Linked DNA regions of Homo sapiens: region 2 is linked to region 1. Evidence: read pairs that join two places in POLR2A ChIA-PET (ENCODE). Cell type or tissue: Caco-2. All regions are shown on one strand. Links, peaks and the distances in the headings refer to the core of each region. The heading gives the core; the rest is flanking DNA.

Region 1 (2,904 bases), core at 405-2,904:
GGTGATGCCTCCAGATTTGTTCTTTTTGCTTAGTCTTGCTTTGGCTATGCGGCTCTTTTCTTGTTCCATATGAATTTTAGGATTTTTTTCTCCAGTTCTGTGAAGAATGATGATTGTATTTTGATGGGAATTGTATGGAATCTGTAGATTGCTTTTGGCAGTGTTGTGGGATGTGTTTCCATTTGTTCCAGAAGGGAGTATAACTGCCTCTGCTGCACATGAGTTCACAAAGGGAGTGGGGAGTAGCAGGCAGCAGCAAGCCTCACCCAGCTCCCATGCAGTTGGCAAGGCTGGTCTTGCTCCATCAGTGCCCTGTTAGCAGCACTGAGTTTAGATCCAGGCAGTCTGTGCACACTGTGACCTGAAACCACAGCTTTCAGGTCATGCCCTTCCCTTTCTGCTGGTAAGCTGAACACCCAGCATGTATGCTTGTGTCTCCTGCACACTTCTCGCTTGCCCACTGGTTTCTGCTCAAGGGAGTTCATCCCCACTCCAGATTATATCATAAAATTCAGTTGGGAGCTTCTTTCACCTTGGGACCCCTCCCTCAGTTTGTTGGCTGGCTTCCCTGAGGGCCCCTGTAAGATACAGTCAGGAATGGCTTCCCTCCATTCACAATAGAGACTGGGAATGCCTACGAGGCACTTCCCACTACTGCTTCTACGTTTATTTATTTCACGCCACTCCCTAAATCCATTCCGGCTCTGGGGAGGGTTAAAGCCTTCTCCTGTGGACTAGAGGTTCAGATTCCCTGGTAGGAATGTGTGCTTGGAGGAAGACTCTCCCCCTCTCACACTCTGGGAATTGACAGTTTTTCACCTGTCTCACAGAGTACGCTGCAGCCTGCTGCATCTTTCAAAGGGTCTGTGGATTCTTTCCCAGCTAATTTATAAAAAGCTCTTTTTGTAGAGACAGGCGTAGGCCAGGTGCAGTAACTCATGCCTGTAATCCCAGCATTTTGGGAGGCTGAGGTGGGAGGATTGCTTGATGCCAGGAGTTCAAGACTAGCTGGGCAACATAGTGAGACCCTATCTCTAAAAGAAAAGCGGGGAAAAGAGGGTTTTAGTTGACTGAAACCAGGACAAACATAAAGAAGGTCTCCCATTCAATTTATCTGGTTCTAAAAGCAGCTTTTTCCAATTGTGCACACGAATGAACTGTTTTAGACAAGACAGGGTCTTGCTATACTGCCCAGGCTGAAACACAGTGGCTCTTCACAGGCGTGATCCCACTACTGATCAGGAAAGGAGTTTTTGACCTGCTCTGTTTCCAACCTGGACCAGTTCATGCCTCCTTAGGCAAGCTGGTGGTACTGAGACGGGAGGCAGAACTCAACTCTGGAGGCAGGGCTTGGTCACCAGACCAAATTGAGAACTAGCTGAAACAGGTTTGGAACAGAAGCACCTCCCCATAAGACACGCCCACCACTGTGCCATGTCAGTTTACCATTGCCATGACAACACCCTGAAGTTATGGCCCCTTTCTGTGGCAATGACCTGACAACTTGGAGGATGCCACCCTCATTCTAGAAATTTCTGCATAAACTGCCCATTAATTTGCATATACTTAAAAGTGGGTATAGGGCCAGACACAGTGGCTCATGCCTAGAATCCCAGCACTTTAGGAGGCCGAAGTGGGTGGACTGCTTGAGGTCAGGAGTTCGAGACCAGCCTGACCAACATGGTGAAACCCCGTCTCTACTAAAAATACAAAAATTAGCCGGAGTGGTGGCGGGTGCCTGTAATCCCATTTACTTAGGAGGCTGAAGCAGAAGAACCACTTGAACCCAGGAGGTGGAGACTGTAGTGAGCTGAGACTATACCACTGCACTCCAGCCTGGGTGACAAAGTGAGACTCTGTCTCAAAATAAATAAATAAAAATAAAAATAAAATAAAATCAGTATAAACAGGAATGCAGAACTGCCTCTGAGTTGCTGCTCTGGGCACACTGCCTACAGGGTAGCCCTGCTCTGCAAGGAGCAGTAGCTCTGCTGCTGCCGGGTACTGCGGCTTCAATAAAAGTTGCTGTTTAACACCACCAGCTCACGCTTGAATTCTTTACTGGGTGAAGCCAAGAATCCTCAATTTTGGCGCTTTCCTGTCCTGCATCAGTCTCCTGCTCCTAGGAGTTCACCCTTGTTTGTTTGTTCGTTTTGAGGCGGAGTTTCGCTCTTGTCGCCCAGGCTGGAGGGTCCTCTTCTCCTGAACCTCAAAAAGGAGCCTAACCTTGAGGTACTGATCTATGTATGTGGATGAGAAGTGTTAGTAAAGATAATTGAGGCCAGGTGTGGTGGTTCACGCTTCTAATCTTTGAGAAGCTGAGGAAGGCAGAGCGCTTGAGTCCAGGACTTCGAGACCAGCCTGGATAACATGGCAAAAATCCGTCTCTACAAAAAAATGCCAAAAAATTAGCCAGGCGTGGTGGTGTGTGCTTGTAGTCCCAGCTACTTGGGAGGCTGAGGTGGGAGGATTGCCTGAGCCTGCGAGGTTGAGGCTGCAGTGAGCTGAGATTGCGCCACTACACTTCAGCCTGGGCAACAGAAGGAGACTCTATCTCTAAATAAATAAATAAATACGATTGGGTTGAAATCTAGAGACCTAAGTTATAGTCCCAGCTCAGCCACTAATCTGAGAATGGTTAACATTTATTTAAAATTTCCTATGTGCCAGTCACTTTTTAAATTAATTTGCTATGCTGTAAGTAGGAGGGTACTGTTATTATGTTCATTTTACAGACAAGGACATGGAGGCAGAGAGCACTTAAATAACTGGCAAATTACACGGTTAGGGGCACACAGAGTCCAGTTGTGCAACAGAGGCAATCTGGCTGGTAGTACTTCCTGATAACAGAAGCTTTCATTGCTAACATACTATGTGGCAGATTCTGTACTGTGTGTTTTTGTT
Region 2 (2,911 bases), core at 162-2,661, 210 kb before region 1:
CCTCCGCCTCCTGAGTTCAAGCAATTCTCCTGCCTCAGCCTCCCAAGTACCTGGGATTACAAGTGCCCGCCACCATACCTGGCTAATTTTTTTGTATTTTTAGTGGAGATGGGGTTTCACCACATTGGCCAGGCAGGTCTTGAACTCCTTACCTCGTGATCCGCCCACCTCGGCCTCCCAAAGTGCTGGGATTACAGGTATGCGCCACCGCACCTGGCCTAATTTTTTTATTTTTTGTTGAGACAGAGTCTTACTATTTTGCCCAAGCTAGTCTCACACTCCTGAACTCAAACGATCCTCCCACTTCAGCCTCCCAAAGTGCTGGGATTACAGGCATGAAGGAATCAGTATTTTAGGATGGGCACGGTGGCTCATACCTGTAATCCCGGCACTTTGGGAGGCCAAGGCTGGCGGATCACTTGAGACCAGGAGTTTCAGACTAGCTTGGCCAACATGATGAAACCCCCTCTCTACTAAAAACACAAAAATTAGCCAGGCATGGTGGCATTCACCTGTAGTCCCAGCTACTCAGGAGGCTGAGGCAGGAGAATTGCTTGAACCCAGAATGGGGAGACTGCAGTGAGCCGAGATTGCACCACTGCATTCTAGCCTGGGCAACAGAGCGAGACTCTGTCTCAAAAAAATAAATAAATAAATAAATCAGTATTTTAGGCCAGGAGCAGTGGCTCACACCTGTAATCCCAACACTTTGGGAGGCTGAGGCAGCAGGATCACCTGAGGTCAGGAGTTCGAGACTAGCCTGGCCAACATGGTGAAACCCCATCTCTACTAAAAATAGAAAAATTAGCCGGGTGTGGTGGTGGGTGCCTGTAGTCCCAGATACTCGGGAGGCTAAGGCACGAGAATCACTTGAACCCAGGAGGCAGAGGTTGCAGTGAGCTAATGCCACTGCACTCCAGCCTGGGCAACAGAGTGAGACTCGGTCTCAAAAGGAAAAGAAATCACTATTTTTAAAAGTCTTCTGGGAGTATCCCAGTGAATGCCTCCTGGTCAAGAAGCATTGGTGGATATCTTTCTAGATATTTGTATGTTTGTGCATAATTTTTTTTAACAAAACTGGAATTATTGTATATATGTTAATATATTGAGGTACATTTCATACCTTAATTTAAGCAGCCCACTAATCAGTTAGGCAGTTCCAATTTTGTACTATTACAAATATTGAAAAAACAGTAAAAGTGGGCTAAAAAACAAATTACAAATAATTAGGGAAAACCCCTGAAAAGTTCAGGAAAAGGACAAAAATGCTTAAAAACTTAAAGCATTGAAAATTGCTTGATAAAGCATGAGAATGACCAACATTATATATATTTAAAAAAACAACAACTGGGAAATACTCATTTTCAATCAAATCATTGTTTCAATCAAAATGTTGTATTCACCAGAATGCTTTCAGAAAAATTGCTTTCAGTCCAATCATATGCTTCTGTGGGAGGCAGCCAGCAAGAGCTTCCTTCCAGCTCCCACGAAGTCCTTGGAAAAGGTTTGGGATCCCCACTGCCAGCAGTTCTAACTGGGAAATAAACATCAGACCAACCGCTGTGCATGTACCCAGCAAGGATCTGCTGATTATCTTATGTGCCAGGCTCTGTGCTGGGCACTGGGAATATGAGGCAACCAAGACAGTTTCTGCCATCCTCCCCAACAGGGGCTCACAGTCCAGTCTGGTAGGGCAGACAGACACATCCACAGGTAATTCCAGTACAGGCTGAGATGAGATGAGAGCAGGGAGGCATGGCAAATGGGGAAAGGCAAGTGAAAGCTTCTGCCCTGTCCCTCCAGCAGCCGTAGGACCATAGAAACACAGCCTCTTTCTCCTCAACAAAATGTTCTCCTTACTTTTGCTATGAAACAAATTACCCCAAAAACCTAGTGGTTTAAAACAATCATTTGATTATGCTCAAGGATTCTGTAGGTCAAGAATTCAGGGCTAGGTGCAGTGGCTCATGCCTGTAATCCCAGCATTTTGCGAGGCCAAGGCAGGATAACTGCTTGACCCCGGGAGTTTGAGACCAGCCTGGGCAACATAGGGAGACCCCTGTCTCTATGAAAGAAAAAAAAAAGAATTCAGATAGGGTACTACAGGAATGGCTTCTCTACTCCAGAATGTCTGTAGTCTCAGCTGGGAAGATTGAGTGGCTGGGGCGACTCAAAGGCTCTGGAGGCAGGTATCATGTGGAGGTATCTTCACTCAGGAGCCTGGTGGTTAGCGCCGGCTGTCACATGGGACCTCCACCATGGCTGTTTTCCAGAGCACCCACACATGGCCGAGGCTTCCTCACAGCATGGAGGCCTCGGGGTGGGCCTGCACAGCAGCTCAGGATCCCAGACATGAGTGTCCCAGGCAACAAGGCATTTTCTGCCCTGGTCTCGGAATTCCTCAGGTGTCACTTCAGCTGAATTCTATTGTTACAGCCAGCCACAGCCTGCCATGTTGATAGGGAGAGGAATTAGACACCACATCTTGACTGGAGAGCAGTAAGGTTCAAGAAGACAAGTGGGACAGATTTTGTTGTGGTCATTTTTTTTTTTTTTTTTCCAGAGACAGGGTCCCTCTGTCCCAATCATAGCTCACTGCAGCCTCAAACTCTTGGGTTCAAGCAATCCTCTCACCTTGGCCTTCCAAGTTCTGGAAAAAAAAAAATCTAGCTAGCTTTTTTATTTTTTGTAGAGATGTGAGTCTCACTATGTTGCCCAGGCTGATCTCAAACTCCTAGCCTCAAGAGGTCCTCCTGCCTTGGCCTCCCAAGGTGCTGGGATTACAGGCATGAGCCACTGAATCTGGCCTGTTGTGGTCATACAGTCTACCACACCCGAGGTGGACCCAGGCACACCATTTACTGCCAGGAGGGCAGGCCTGAGAGGGGCCCAGCTGGGTGCAATGGAGGTA

Evidence for each region. Peaks named below come from ENCODE experiments on the same cell type or tissue, not always from the same donor. Only the 100,000 strongest peaks of a DNase experiment are listed, where the experiment ranks them.
Region 2: POLR2A ChIA-PET joins it to region 1 with 6 read pairs; 13 of 35 experiments call an interaction of 5 or more read pairs at or near these places.

The regions. Positions count from the first base shown.
Region 1 is chr11:17,272,693-17,275,596 of GRCh38, forward strand. No RefSeq gene overlaps it. Among named protein-coding and RNA genes, the nearest start is that of NUCB2, 2.6 kb to the right of the region's middle. In Caco-2, for the core only: no CTCF peak of the experiment used is centred there; a DNase peak (open chromatin) is centred at 1,419.
Region 2 is chr11:17,065,367-17,068,277 of GRCh38, forward strand. No RefSeq gene overlaps it. Among named protein-coding and RNA genes, the nearest start is that of SNORD14A, 7.9 kb to the right of the region's middle. In Caco-2, for the core only: no CTCF peak of the experiment used is centred there; no DNase peak of the experiment used is centred there.